Regions from separate parts of the Homo sapiens genome. Here all the other regions are linked to region 1. The links are chromatin contacts, found by Hi-C or POLR2A ChIA-PET in ENCODE. All regions are on one chromosome and are shown on one strand. Each heading gives the region's core, a stretch centred on a gene start or an enhancer-like site at or near the end of the contact. The rest is flanking DNA. Distances are from core to core; before and after follow the strand shown.

Region 1 (3,292 bases), core at 282-2,781:
CACAAGGTGGTTACAGAGCTGGGGCCAGGATTATTGGGACTCCACCTCCTGAGCTCTCCCTGAACTTCTCCCCAGCCTCCATCCTGGTTTTCATGCTGCCAACGTGTCTACTTGCCACTCATTCCAGGGAAAAGCAGCCAGGCCTCATTTTATCCTCATCTCAGATCCACAGCAAGAGCAGATGGGGTGAAGATCAAACTCTCCACCACAGCCATTCCCGAGCCCTGTGCTGCTGCCCGCCCTGTGCCCGCATCAGACAGTTGACTCGCAACAAGCCTGTGAGTGACCTTCTCAGGCCCATGTTTCTCAGAAGAGGAAGCTGAGCAGGAAAGAAATGGAGTGATTTGCATTAGGCCATCGAGCTACCAGTGGCAGAGCTGGGATTCAGACCTGGACGCTGACCCCAGGGCACACTGGAAAATACTGCTCTTCCCTCCGCTGAGTGGAACTTACACCAAAGCAGACCCCTGGCCTCCTGAGTCCAGTGTGCCCCTAACACTACCTTGTGGTCTCCCCATCTATAAAATGAGAGCGCAGGACTCACCTGGTCATCTCAAAGGCCTCTGCCAGCCCCTGTCATTTCCTGGCCCCCATCTACTGTTGCAGTCCACACCTCGTAAGGCAGGATAGCCTGGTGGCTGAAGGGTGGGCCGCGAAGCCGGAGTGCCTAGGCTCAAGCCAATGCTCTCATTCAATGCCCGCATGATTTCAGGTGGGTCACCTAGCCCCCACCTATCAAGTGGACAACAGTGATAGCTCCTACTGCATACGGCTGTTGTGAGGATTAAATAAATCCAACCACTAAAGGCTCTTAGGGCAGCGCCTGGCACACAGTAAGGCCATCTCTGTGTGTGTGATTCTTGTCTCTGTAATGAAATGAAAGCCAAAGTCCTGATTCTTGGTCCTAGGAGGGGGATGCCAGCCCTGAACTTTCCTGCGACTGGTCCTCCACAACCCCAGGTGTCCTGAAATGACATCTATCCCCTGCCCCAGACAGGCCCACCTGGCTTCTTGTGTCCCTGGAGGGAAGGGATAAGGTAAGAATACAGGTTTTGGCCAGGTGCAGTGGCTCATGCCTGTAATCCCAGCACTTTGGGAGGCCAAGGTGGGCAGATCACCTGAAGTCGGGAGTTCGAGACCAGCCTGGCCAACATGGTGAAACCCTGTCTCTACTAAAAATACAAAAATTAGCCAGACGCAGTAGTGCACACCTGTAATCCCAACTACACGGGAGGCTGAGGCAGGAGAATCGCTTGAACCTGTGAGGCTGCACTGAGCCGAGATTGTGCCACTGTACTTTAGCCTGGTCAACAGAGCAAAACTCCGTCTCAAAAACAAACAAACAAACAAAAAAGAATACAGGTGTTGGGGAATGAGGAAGAAGCCTAAAATAAACAACAAAAAAAGCTACTCACGGTTGTGTTGTGGGTGGCTGGGCACTGGGAGCTGCCGGGGGCTGAGGAGTCCCAGTTGTTTTCTGTCCTCTCCCAGGACCTGGCCGTGGGTGCCACTCAGAGCACCTGTTGAGTGCCACCCCAAGCCAGCTTTCTCTTGCTTTTGTACTTTCTCACAGATGAGTGAGTGTGAGGAGGTCTGGCCTTCCGTGCCTGTTACCACTTCCCCTCCAGGTCCCTGGTGCCACAATGCTCTTGCCCCTGCGGTTGAGTTATCTCTTACAACGAACTCTGGCCAGGGTGGGGCATGGGCCTAGACCCTGGAGTCAAGGGACTTGGGTTCTAATACAGCCTCGTTAAAATGTTGATTCACTTAACTTCCCCAAAGGCAAGTTTCTTTATCTGTAAAATGGGGATAATGCACCAACATTACAGTAGATCACCTAAAAGGACATGCCATTCCAATGCCTCTTCACCACTAGGCCAGAGCTTTGAAATGCAAATGCCTACAGGCAGATTAACATAATGGGTGATGGATCCTGGTGTGGGGCAATAGGGAGTGGTAGGGACTGTGGGTAATAGGGGGAACACAGGACCCAAGTGGAAAAGCTTGGCTGGAGCTGAGAGGTACCTGACCCTCTCTACTGGCCCAGCTGAGAGGTATCTGCCCCACACCCCAGACCCTGATCTGGGCCAGTAGAGAGGGGCAGGTACCTCTTAGTTCCAGCCAAGCTTTTCTGCTTGGGAGTATAGGCAAATTGTCAGATATTCCAAGCATTTGGAAGTTGTGCTGTATTTTTCAAGAGATACCAGAAATCTTGACTTATGTGATAGCTTCCTGTGTGTGTGTGTGTGTGTGTGTTTTGTTTTTTGTTTGTTTGTTTTTGTTTTGAGACCAAGTCTCGCTCTATTGCCCAGGCTGGAGTGCAATGGCGCAATCTCGGTTCACTGCAACCTCTGCCTCCTGGGTTCAAGCAACTCTCCTGCCTCAGCCTCCTGAGTAGCTGGGACTACAGGTGCACACAACCACCTCCAGCTAATTTGTAGTTTTAGTAGAGACAGGGTTTTGCCATGTTGACCATGCTGGTCTTGAACTCCTGACCTCAAGTGATCCACCCACCTTGGCCTCCTAAAGTGCTAGGATTACAGGGTGAGTCACCACGCCCAGCCACTTCCTGTTTATTTTATTTTACTTTATTTTATTTTATTTTAATTTTTTGAGGCAGGGTCTCGCTCTGTTGCCCAGGCTGGAGTACAGCGGCACGATCATAGTTCACTGCAGCCTCAAATTCCTGGGTTCCAGTGATCCTCCCATCTCAGCCTTCCAGGTAGCCGGCAGAACAGGCATGTGCCACCACACCTGGCTATTTTTTTTTTTTAATTTTTTTGTATAGATGGGGGTCTCACTATGTTGCCTAGCTTGGTTTTGAACTCCTGGGCTCAAGCAAATCCTCCCGCCTCAGTCTCCAAAAGTGTTGGGATTACAGGCATGAGCCACCATGCTCAGCCAGTTGCCAATTTTAGAATGTAAAGCCCAAAGTCACACCTTTAAAAAATGCTATGTGAGTCAAACTAAACATTATCTTCAGTTTATATTTATTAGGGAGTATGTCCCTAATGTCCAGTCCTGGGCTGGATGTACTCAGGTATGGTATCTGATATAGTTCCAAGTGTCCTCACACCCACTCTCAGATAAAATATTTAATGAGACGCCATTATATTCTAAGGATACAGAGATGATTATGGCAAAGTTTTTGCCCTTGTAAACTCATGGCCTATGATTATCTCATCAGATCCTCTCACTAACTGCTCCCCACACCCCAGACCCTGATCTGGGCCAATGAAGAAAGATTTTGCCCCTGAGGTAGAGTTGCAAGATTCTTCAAGTAAAAAATGTT
Region 2 (3,292 bases), core at 456-2,955, 340 kb before region 1:
AATTTTTTTGTACTTATTTGTAGAGACAGGGTCTCTCTATGCTGCCCAGGCTTCCAAACAACTTTTGTGACAGATACTATTATCATCCCATTTCACAGTTGCGGAAGCATCAGAAAGGTGAAGCCACCCGCCTAAGACCGAAGAGCTAGAAGCAAAAGAGCCAAATTTCAAAACTGCAAAGTGTTCCTGACCTCTGGGCTGTCCTGCTTCCTGGAAATTGCTTGGGCAGTGCGCTCCATCTTCCTGGGGCATTTAACCCACAAGTTTGCTAGCAGCCATGTTTTCAAGCTGCAACAACTACTTCTTGGATGGTGAGAATTGGGAGAGATGGCAGAAGGCCTGGGGAAGAGTGGGGATGCTGGGAAAGCCTCCTGGTGAGAAAGCTCAGGCCACAGCTGGGCCAGGGACATCCACAGCAGTCTCCAGGCTCTGACACCCCCTCCCCAACCCTGACTCCCTCCCAGGGGAGAGAATAACTTGGCTCCAAAGCTGAGGCCAGAATATAAGCCAGAGACCTGCTGACCTGACCCCCCCACCCTGGAATCTACTGAATCTGGGGCCAGGAGCAAGGAAGGGCTGACCCCAAACTGAACAAATCAAAAAGCCAAGTTCCCCTCTGAGCCCTGCAATTTTTTTTTCTTTTGGACCAAATAAGGAAGGAGCACCTGTTACTTTATAATCATACTGTAGGACAGCCTCGAGTTGAAAGCCATGGGATCTGGAGTCTTGAAAACGCGGTTCAAGCTCCTATCTTTTCTATTTCCAAACTCAGTGTCCTAGAGCAACTCACTCACTTTCCCCAAGCTTCAGTTTTTCTATCTATGAAATAGACAATGATACTCCTGTTAAGAGGGCGCTTGTAAGGATTTGGGGGACCAGAGGTTAAATTCGCTTCATTTTAGTTCACCTACGTTACTTATGTTTTGTTACATGTCTTAAGTTATGGTTTTAATAATCCCCCCACTCAAAAATAAACAAGATTAAAAGAATAATGAAAATAGTTAATAATAAGTGTCAACATTTATGGGCACTGATTTTGTGCTGTTTCAAGTGCTTTATACACATTAACTCATTTATCTTCATAAAAAGCCTATGAAGCCATTATACAGATGAGGAAACAGGCTCAGAGAGGCTAAGCATGTTGTTCAAGGTCACACAGCATGGAAGAGGCAAGCCGACTGACTCCAGAGCCTTAGCTTTGTGCCAGTCAGAATGGAAAAGAACTCCAAAAGACACCAACCTGGTTTATTCAAGTGCTGGCATGTAAGGATAAGGAAAAGCAGCCATCAGTTTGAATGACAGGCGATGGGTCCGGAGTAATTAGCCAAATGTATGAAGATTTCACCATTTCTAAACCATCCTGTTATATGACCACACATACCATCTTCATGGAAGTGCAGTAGCATCACCATGACAACTACTTTTGTGTTTTTACCTCTAATGTAATCGATTGTATTTTAAAATATTTTTAAATGAATAAAAGCTTTTGAATTTAATGTTTTAAGTAGGTAATACTTTCACCTGGTTAAAAACTCAAAAAGCTCGAGAGGCATAAAGTGAAAGGCCTCCTTCTCACCCCGGCCCCTGCCATCCTCTTCTCACAGTCAGCCAATGTTGCTAGTTTTGTGGGGAGGGGAAGAACTGATACTTTTTGAAAGTAGAAAGAGTGTGCTTGATTTGTTCTGAGGTCACAAGCCATAAAGCCCACCTTACTCTGGTTGATTTCTTCAGGTCGGCCTCAGCCTGATTTCCTGTACCCTTTGAGGCACTGCTGCTTCCTGCAGGTGATGGTTAGTCCCTTAGGGAGATGGTCAGTCCCTTCTCCCTCTGAACTTTCCCCTGAGGCACCCCCTTCAGTACCCGCTATGCTCCTGACCACATTCTCTCTGGCCTCTAGGCCTGACTGGTTCTCCATCCCCCAGAACCTGCAGAGCCTGTAAATGCCAGAGAAATCTCATCATCTCACACAGCTGATGTGGTAGAGGTGGACCCAGAGGTCACACCTGGGTGGCTTCAGGCTATATCTAGCCTATGAGATTTTTTGTTCTTTTTTGGTCTGCACAGTGATGTCAGAATTGGAAATCTTCACCTGAAAGTCCAATTTTCTGATTTCACTTGAAATATTGGCAGACTCAGCCACACTGAACCCATACTGATGCATGATGATGACAGCTGGAGCTGAGCAGCAGTTGCTCCCTTGAGAAGGAGCACAAGCTCTCTGGGTTGTATGGTCCCCGCCACTCTGGGTTGGTTAACATGGTAGGCAGGATCATAGTCACCTCCAAAGATGTCTGTGTCCTAATCCCTATAATTTGTGAATGTACTGTTACACGGCAAGTGGGAATTAAGTTTGCAGATGGAATGAAGGTTGCTATGCAGGATTATCTAGGTGGGTCCAATGGAATCAGAAGGGTCCTTAAAAGTGGGAGAGGGCAGCAGAAAAGAGTCAGAGAAAGAGAGGCAACCACGAAAACAGGGTCAGAGAGATGCCATGTTGCTGGCTTTGAAAATGAAGGAAGGGGTCACAACCCAAGGAATGTTGGCAGCCTCCAGAAGCTGGAAAAGGCAAGGAAATCAATTATCTTCCAGATTCTCCGAAAGGGAAGTCCCTGCAAACACCCTGATTTTAGCCCAGTGAGATCAGGTTGGTTTGAGAGCATAAACTTAAGTTGTTTTAAGTGACTAAGTTTGTAGTCATTTTGTTATAGCAGCAATAGAGAAGTAATACAGTTAATATGGGCCCTTGTAGGTCTCCAGGGATGGGGGAGTGGGGCACAGCTGTGAGAGCTGTTGTAAGTGTGCAAGACTCATAGCTTAAAGAGCTCGGTAAATGGCCATGAATGTTCTAATGAATAGGCGTAGCAGGCGGGTTCTGGGCAGAGTAGAGATATGGGTGACCCTTGCTTTGGTTTTTTCTCCCTCCACTCTTGTGACACCCTCTGCCCAGTTTCCTTCACAGCCCTGGGGCTTGCTGAGAGAGCCGGGCTGATATGTCAGGCCTTCAGCATTGAGTAGGGCAATCACTTAGCAAGTTGGCAGGTCTCAGCAGCTGGTGGAGGAATCTGGGCTCTGACTGAGGACAGGATTAGAGGTCAAAGTGGGAAAGTAGGGAATAGGCCCCAGACTGAGTAAAAAGACCAGGAGAGCTGAAGGTGGGGGAGGGTCAGGAGCAGGTTCTGAAAGGGGGTGCAAAGCTAGGCAGGGCCCAGACTTGAGGCCTGTTCTAGGTGGTGCTGGCTGGTAGGGGAATGACTGATGGTCTAGGATTGCTGAGGACAACTGTGCACCTGCC
Region 3 (3,292 bases), core at 577-3,076, 320 kb before region 1:
TCGCCTTGAAATGTCTTCCCCACATCTTTGTCACCTCCTTAGGAAGCCTTCTTTGACCACTCACTCAATTAGCCACTTGGTCACTATCTTCTTGTCCTGTTTTACTTTCTTTAGGGCACTGGCCACCCCTAGAGATGATCTTGGTACAGTACCGGTTGGCTTGTTTGTTGTCTGTTTGCCTCTATTAAAATGTAAGCTCTAAGAAGGCAGGGATCTATCCCTGCGCACCTAGGGCCGTGTCCGGCCCTCAGCAGATGCTCAGGAGTCTGTGAAGCTAACAGCTGCTAGGGTGGGTTTCTGCAGCCTGGAAGAGCCTGACAGGGCTGCGGCTTTCTGATGGTGGAGGGCTGGTGATGGGCACCAGGAGGGACAGATGTTTGGATATTGAACTGAGCTGTTGACACAGGTTAGAAAAACTCGTCCTCTTTTGGGGGAAGGGCAGGGTGGGGTGAGAAAGAGTTTAAAATAGGTGACCTTTTCAAGCAGATGCGGGAGGAAGGAAGAGCCCGCTGACATCACAGCTGAGAGGCCCAGAGCTCGGTTGTGGCCCAGGGGCCAGCGCTACCAGGGCAGGCCCCCAGCCTGAGTCACTCCCACCTGTAAGTCAGGCGACCAGGCCAAGCCTGGGGGTGGGGGCACTGTTCTGAGAGGCATAGGGCGGGCAGAGAGAGGTGGCAGCTGCTGCCCACCCGGGACCTCCTCCTTTCGTCCCTCAGGCCTCCTCCAGCCATTCACTGTCCTCGGCATTATGGAGGCCTGGGCAAGGCACAGGTCCTCGGTTTCCCCATCTGGAAAGGGGAGTGGAGGGGGAGGAAGGATTTGGGCTCAAAGGTCTCAGAGGATCAAATCCAGGCATCTCTGTTTGTCATAGATGACCTCACCCCAGCTATTGATCTCCACTCCCTTGCACCCACATCTGCCTTGTGTTCCTGTCTCTGGGCCCCCATTCAAGCTCTTCATCCTCCTCTTCCCCCGTTCCCCAATATACTAGTACCTCCTCTCCTAAGCAAACACTTTCCACCCTCCAGGCTTGGGGAGGCTGGGTGCAGGAGAGGAAGGAACATGGGCTTTGGAGCCTGACAGCTGGTTCCAGATCCGGCCTTGTCCCTGACACCTTTCGTCTATTGTCACCCTTTTGACCTCAGTTTTCCTTTCTGTAGAGTGGGTATATCTACCTTCTACATTGTGGTAAAGATTTTTTTTAAAAGCCTGTTGTGAAAGTTTGTTTCCTTTGCCTTTTTTTTTTTTCTAGTTTGTTACTGCTGCTCTGAAGCTTTTCAGCATTTCTTGAAATAATGAATTCCAGTAACACTGATAGCTCTTGGCCGGCCCACCATGAAGCCCTTGATCCCAGCCTGGCTGAGAATAGACTGTTTCACACATCACTAACTCTGCCCCAGCCTCTGGCTCAGAGCTAGTAGCAGGACATGAAGGTTTACTGAACACCAAACAGATGGTGAGTGCCCTGCTAAGAACTTCACATACATCTGCCCCCTCCATCCTCCTCACTGTGAGGAAGTGTCATCGTCCCCACCAGAAAAACAAGGACTGGGAGGTGTCCTGACTTGCCCAGGCAGAGACTGGTGAGTGATGAGGCTGGAAAAGTGACAGGGCCCAGTTCTTGAAGGGCTCTGAATATATTTTATCTTTTTAATCATTTTATTATTTTTATAGAGATGGGGGCCTCACTATGTTATCTAGGCTGGTATCCAACTCCTGGCCTCAAGTGATGCTCCCACCTCAGTCTCCCAGAGTGCTGAAATTACAGGCATGAGCCACCATGCCCAGCTGAATACACTACCTTAAGGGCAGTGGAGAGGTTTTAGACAGGGAGGCAACATGATCAGACTTGGGCTGAAGGCTGGGTGGGGTTGAGATAGGTAGGGAGGAAAGAGAAGGGTAATAGTTTGATTTCTGCTTCCCAGAGTTGTAAGAAGGGTGAGCTTGCCTTGTCAAAGAGGGAAGGTGATTGGGCAGGGCAGATGGGAACACAGCTAACACCTGTGAACTGGAATGAGCCATGTGAGCTGGGATTGGGTGAGAAGCTTGGGATGGGCGCACGTTGCCTAATACATGGCCTTAGGCAAGTTATTTGGCTTCTCTGAATCTCAAGTTTCTCATCTGTAAAATGGGCTTAATCACAGTATAACTTCCTGAGGAGCCGTGAGACTTCAGCAAGATAATTAAGACATGCAAAGCACTTACTTGGACCAGGGCCTGGCATAGAACAAGTGCTCAAGAACCACCAAGCACTGTGAAAAGCGAGACATCATCGTGATTTTTATTGTAATCCTCATGGCTCTTGGGATAGCCTTTCCAGTCGGCTGGGGGCTTCAACTCCCAGGAGCATTCCCAAGCCCAGCAGTTTCAGGTGGGCTCTGTTAGCTGATGTTTCCCTGCTTCCTGGCAGGGAGGGTGGGAATGGCAGCCAAGAGTGCAGGTGTCACGTCCCCTCCCTCCCCATCTATTTCCAGCGTAGCTGCCTGAGGCCACTGCCAGGTGTGGGTGGTGAGTCAGAGCCAGGCTGAGAGGACAAGGCAGCCCCGGGGGCCTGAAGCTGTCTCAGCCTCCCTCCCTCGGCCTTTCCCATGGGCATTTTGAAGGGGGAAGGCTGGGCCAGTGCCCAAGGGTCCTCCATCAGTGTCACATAGAGGACACAGGGTAGAGACCCAAGGTCCCCCAATCTACCTCTTTGCTGGCTGGAGGTGGGGGCAGAGGCCATGTTCTATTCATCTCTACCTCCAAGAATATCTAAGACAGGGCTTGGCACATAATAGGGATGCAAGAAATGCACGTTGACTGAATGAAGCAATGTTTGTTCAGGACTTTAGAGGAGCAGGATTTGTTCATGAGAACAGACTATGAGCTCTGCAGACAGACAGACAGACAGAGAGATAGACAGGGTTTATATGACCCCGGATAGGGGAATTTGCCTCTCTGAGCCTCAGTTTGCTCATCAGTGAAATGGGGATAACAATGTGTACTTTATATTAAGGACTGTTGTGAGGTGTAAGTGGGGCAACCTCAGGAAACTGTCTACTGTGCCTGAGACTATATCTATAATAACATTGATCACATTTTGTTGCAAGTATGTATTGCCATATTTGCCCCTCTCTGGATGGTGAGCTCCCCTTGGGTCAGGACAATAGTAAGTAGAGGCTTCTGAGACAGGAAGGTATGAACTTGAATCCTGGACCTATTTTTACTTTACTGTGTGACCTTGGACAAATCACACACCCTCTCTGAGCCTCAGTTTATTTATGAAACAGAAATGGTGACTGTAGAGGCCGTG
Region 4 (3,292 bases), core at 471-2,970, 290 kb before region 1:
CACCTGGCTAATTTTTGTATTTTTAGTAGAGACGGGGTTTCACTATGTTGGCTAGGCTGGTCTTGAATTCCTGACCTCAAGTGATCCACCTGCCTTGGCCTCCCAAGGTGCTGGGATTACAAGTGTGAGCCACCATGCCCAGCCTACCACAGAGATCTTTCTAGAACCCACAACTGACCATGTCACTCCTGCTGCAAACCCTGCGTGGCTCCCTGTCAACCTCAGGATAAAGTCTGAGCTTCCTAGGGTGGTAACTGGAGGCCATTCCCAATTCGACTTCATCTTTTTTTTTTTTTAAATTTTTTTTTTGAGACAGAGTCTCACTCTGTCACCCAGGCTGGAGTGCAGTGGTGTGATCTTGGCTCACTGCAAATTCTGCCTCTGGGGTTCAAGTGATTCTTCTGCCTCAGCCTCCCAAGTAGCTGGGATTACAGGCGTGCACCACCATGCCCGGCTCCAATTTGACTTTATCTTGAATCCATTTCCTCTCCCCATCCTGCATTTCAGTCACGTTTCACGCCCTTTTCCTGAGCACACTACCCCCTTTCTTGTCTCTGGACTTTTCTGCTGGAATCCGTCTCTGTCCAGCACGTGCCTTGCCCCTCTCCCCACCTGAGCTACAACCATTTTTCAGAGAGTCCCGTCAAGGCTGACTCCTCTGGGAAGTACCCCCTGTACCAGCCTGATCCCCCTTGCCCAGAGAGTCGGCTTCCCCCCTCTTCTGTGCTCCCATCACACCTGGGCCTTTGCGTCGTGGGCTAACTGGGACATGAGCCCCCAAGGGCAGGACCCAGCCTGACCTTCCTCTCCACCCTTGGGCCATCGCTGCACACTGCAGTGAGCTCCATGGGTAAAGGGGAATGCCATCCGGCCCTTCTCACAGGGATCCTCCTGGCTCATCTCATTTGGTTCTTGACTCATCCTTGACTCTTTAGGGCAAAGAGGCACCTGGAAGAAATAATTACAGTCTTTGCATGTGGGTAGTACTTCGCAGTTTACCAGGTGTTTCTGAGTTTCTCATTGGTCTTTATATGTCTGTGGGTTTCAGGGAAGTTGTTGTCAACCCCATTTTACAGATGGAAAGCTTGGTTCAGAGAGTTAGGGATGGAGCCAATCCCCAGTCTTGGGCAAGCCCCTGACCCTGAAAATCCTTTTGTGATCCAAGCCCCCCATTTCCTAAACGTGTGCTGAGAACCAGGGAAAACCGGGGTATCCAAGTAAGAAGAGGGAATGCAGATTCTGGCCTGGGCTAACAGCAACAGTAATAATGACCCCACGGCAGCCACTGCCCTTGTCCTGCTCTGCGTTCCATCCACGTCACGAGCATCATCTGCTTATGAGGAAGGGTTACTCATTCCCATGTTACAGATAAGGAAACCGAGGCCCAGCAAAGCTAAGAGACTTGCCTTTCTTGGCCAGTTTCCTTCCGATGCCTTGGTGATCGCTACAGCCCTTTACAGTTTGTAACTTTAGCACCCCTTTCCTGATCTCTCCAGTCTAGCACTGGTAGGTGGACGTGCTCCCATTTGACAGAAGCAGCAACTGAGGTTCAGAAGTCAAGGGTGGAGCTGGGAGACGGCTCTCAGCCTTCCGATCATGGGAGCGCGCCCAGAGCCTGGTGGCGCAGCTCTGGCGGGGAGGCGGGGAGCAAGCGATAGGGCCGCGAGTGGGAGTCCGCGTCTCCTCCCCGCCAGCCGCCGCCGCCGCCGCCGCCGCCACAGCAGAGCCTGGCTTCCCCGCAGCAAGCGCGGCAGGTGCGCAGCCGGTGGCGGCGTCGGCGCGGCGGGTGCGCCCGCGTGGGCGTGGGCGAGGGACCTGGGCGGGCGGGGCCCCACGCCCATCCTCCCTCCCCCCTGCCCTCTCTCCCGTGGCTGGCGGCAGGTGAGTGGGTGTCGAGGAACCGCCAGGCAGCGGAGAAAACAGGACGCCGCAGAAATCAGATTACTCACCTGCAGCTGCTACTACCCAGGGCTAATAAAAGCAGAGCTTCCTGTTGTTTCTTTATTACCGCCCTCTGCCTCCCTCCGCCCCAATCCGCTCCCAGCTGCAGCCAGAGCCCTAACTGATCGCCAGAAACCGGTTGCTTGGGGTCCAGACCAATCCAGTGCCTGAAATACCCTCTGTGCCGCACAGGGTTGGGTTAATGCTTCCTCAAGGGTGGACTTCGGTCACCTGCATGGGAACCACCTGGGGTGCTGGTTAACAACACACATCTCCAAATACGGCTTCACACCTGCTCGATCAATTCCTGCAGTTTGGGGCCCAAGAGCAGAATTCATAGGAATCTCAGGTGATTTGTAGGCAGGCTGAAGTTTGAGAACCACCGAGTCTGGATGTTGTAGGTTCAGATGATGTGGGTTTCCTGTTCTCAAATGCGACCCACAAGTTAGGGATGAAACCTATCCCCAGTCTTGGGCACGTGGGGCAGAGCCTCAGTCTGCTTATTTGTAAAATGGGGGTGAAAATAATACAGACCTCTCAGGACTGACTGAAACAAGGCTCAAATGGAGAATACACTTATCGTGATTCCTAGCGATTGCTCCTGGAGTGTATAGACCAACCAGGACTAGGCACGGAGTACCATCCATGGAGTGTGAGGGGCAGGATGAAGAAGCAGGCAGAATGGACCTCGGCTGGGAAGGGGCCATGATTCACCCTGGGTGCACTGAGAAAGACTTTTCACCGTTGAGCTTCTCCAGAGTCCAGTCCCCCTCACACCAGGAAAATGTTCCTGCCCAGGGCATGGACAACCCTGATGGCTAGATCCAGTGACCTCTTCTCAGCCCTTCTGTGACACCTGACTCTGGAGTGGACCTCACCTTTCTCCTCCAAGCTGTCACCTCCCTCAACTTCAGGGCAAGTTTGGATCCCCTTCTTCGTCTTCCTCCTATCTAGCTAGCAGCTCCCTTGCAGGCCCCCGCAGCCCTTCCTCCTCCTGCCTCCGCAGTCATGGGCACCTCGGCCTACTGCGCAGCCTCTACATCCTCCCAGGACAACTCACCCACTCCCAGTTACCTTCTTTAAGCTGAGCTCTGCCCTTCCTGAGTCCCTGATTCATAAACACAGCACCTCCTAGACATCTCTGCTTGGCAACTCCCCTGCATCCAACTCAACTTGACCAGCTCCAAACTCATCATCTCACTCTCCCCTGCCACCTGCCTCTTCTGGTTTCTCTGTCTCAGGGCAACACACCTGGATATTGTCCCAGGTGAGGTCTGCTCCTCAGCTCCTCATCCAGCTTTCCAATCCAATCCATTTTATCTCCCCAGTTTTGCTCCAGAATCTGTCCCCT

Evidence for each region. A loop is a pair of places that touch in the nucleus more often than their neighbours do. ChIA-PET counts read pairs that join two places held with the same protein, here RNA polymerase II (POLR2A). Pooled maps may share reads with other maps.
Region 2: a loop to region 1 is called in a map with no recorded cell type, with 10 times the contacts of the local background. The contact joins the enhancer-like site here to the promoter of CNR2 in region 1. A Hi-C loop is called at or near these places in 2 of 37 single-sample maps with no recorded cell type and 2 of 50 pooled maps. POLR2A ChIA-PET finds 5 or more read pairs at or near these places in 3 of 52 experiments (GM12878, OCI-LY7 and activated CD4-positive, alpha-beta T cell).
Region 3: a map with no recorded cell type shows a loop between it and region 1 (2.0-fold over the local background). The contact joins the enhancer-like site here to the promoter of CNR2 in region 1. A Hi-C loop is called at or near these places in 2 of 37 single-sample maps with no recorded cell type and 2 of 50 pooled maps. POLR2A ChIA-PET finds 5 or more read pairs at or near these places in 1 of 52 experiments (OCI-LY7).
Region 4: a loop to region 1 is called in a pooled map, with 4 times the contacts of the local background. The contact joins the enhancer-like site here to the promoter of CNR2 in region 1. A Hi-C loop is called at or near these places in 1 of 37 single-sample maps with no recorded cell type and 2 of 50 pooled maps. POLR2A ChIA-PET finds 5 or more read pairs at or near these places in 2 of 52 experiments (GM12878 and OCI-LY7).

What each region holds. Positions count from the first base shown.
Region 1 is chr1:23,911,831-23,915,122 of GRCh38, forward strand. CNR2 (cannabinoid receptor 2) reads right to left here and starts at 1,532. Exons shown (of 2, transcript NM_001841.3): 1 at 1,416-1,532. RefSeq lists enhancers at 401-570, 1,344-1,858.
Region 2 is chr1:23,572,649-23,575,940 of GRCh38, forward strand. It overlaps LOC124903876 (a long non-coding RNA gene), which reads left to right. Exons shown (of 3, transcript XR_007065537.1): 3 at 99-1,052. Among named protein-coding and RNA genes, the nearest start is that of ID3, 15 kb to the left of the region's middle. RefSeq lists an enhancer at 2,109-2,198. Within about 2 kb of position 1,706, at least 5 of the 41 ENCODE cell types and tissues checked have a DNase peak (open chromatin) inside an H3K27ac peak, as active enhancers do; they include GM12878 and OCI-LY7, where a contact is called at or near this core.
Region 3 is chr1:23,591,230-23,594,521 of GRCh38, forward strand. No RefSeq gene overlaps it. Among named protein-coding and RNA genes, the nearest start is that of ID3, 33 kb to the left of the region's middle. RefSeq lists enhancers at 1,015-2,214, 1,468-1,747, 1,471-2,242, 2,243-3,013. Within about 2 kb of position 1,827, at least 12 of the 41 ENCODE cell types and tissues checked have a DNase peak (open chromatin) inside an H3K27ac peak, as active enhancers do; they include OCI-LY7, where a contact is called at or near this core.
Region 4 is chr1:23,617,876-23,621,167 of GRCh38, forward strand. No RefSeq gene overlaps it. Among named protein-coding and RNA genes, the nearest start is that of MDS2, 7.8 kb to the right of the region's middle. RefSeq lists enhancers at 1,137-1,637, 1,638-2,138 and a silencer at 1,644-1,913. Within about 2 kb of position 1,721, at least 9 of the 41 ENCODE cell types and tissues checked have a DNase peak (open chromatin) inside an H3K27ac peak, as active enhancers do; they include OCI-LY7, where a contact is called at or near this core.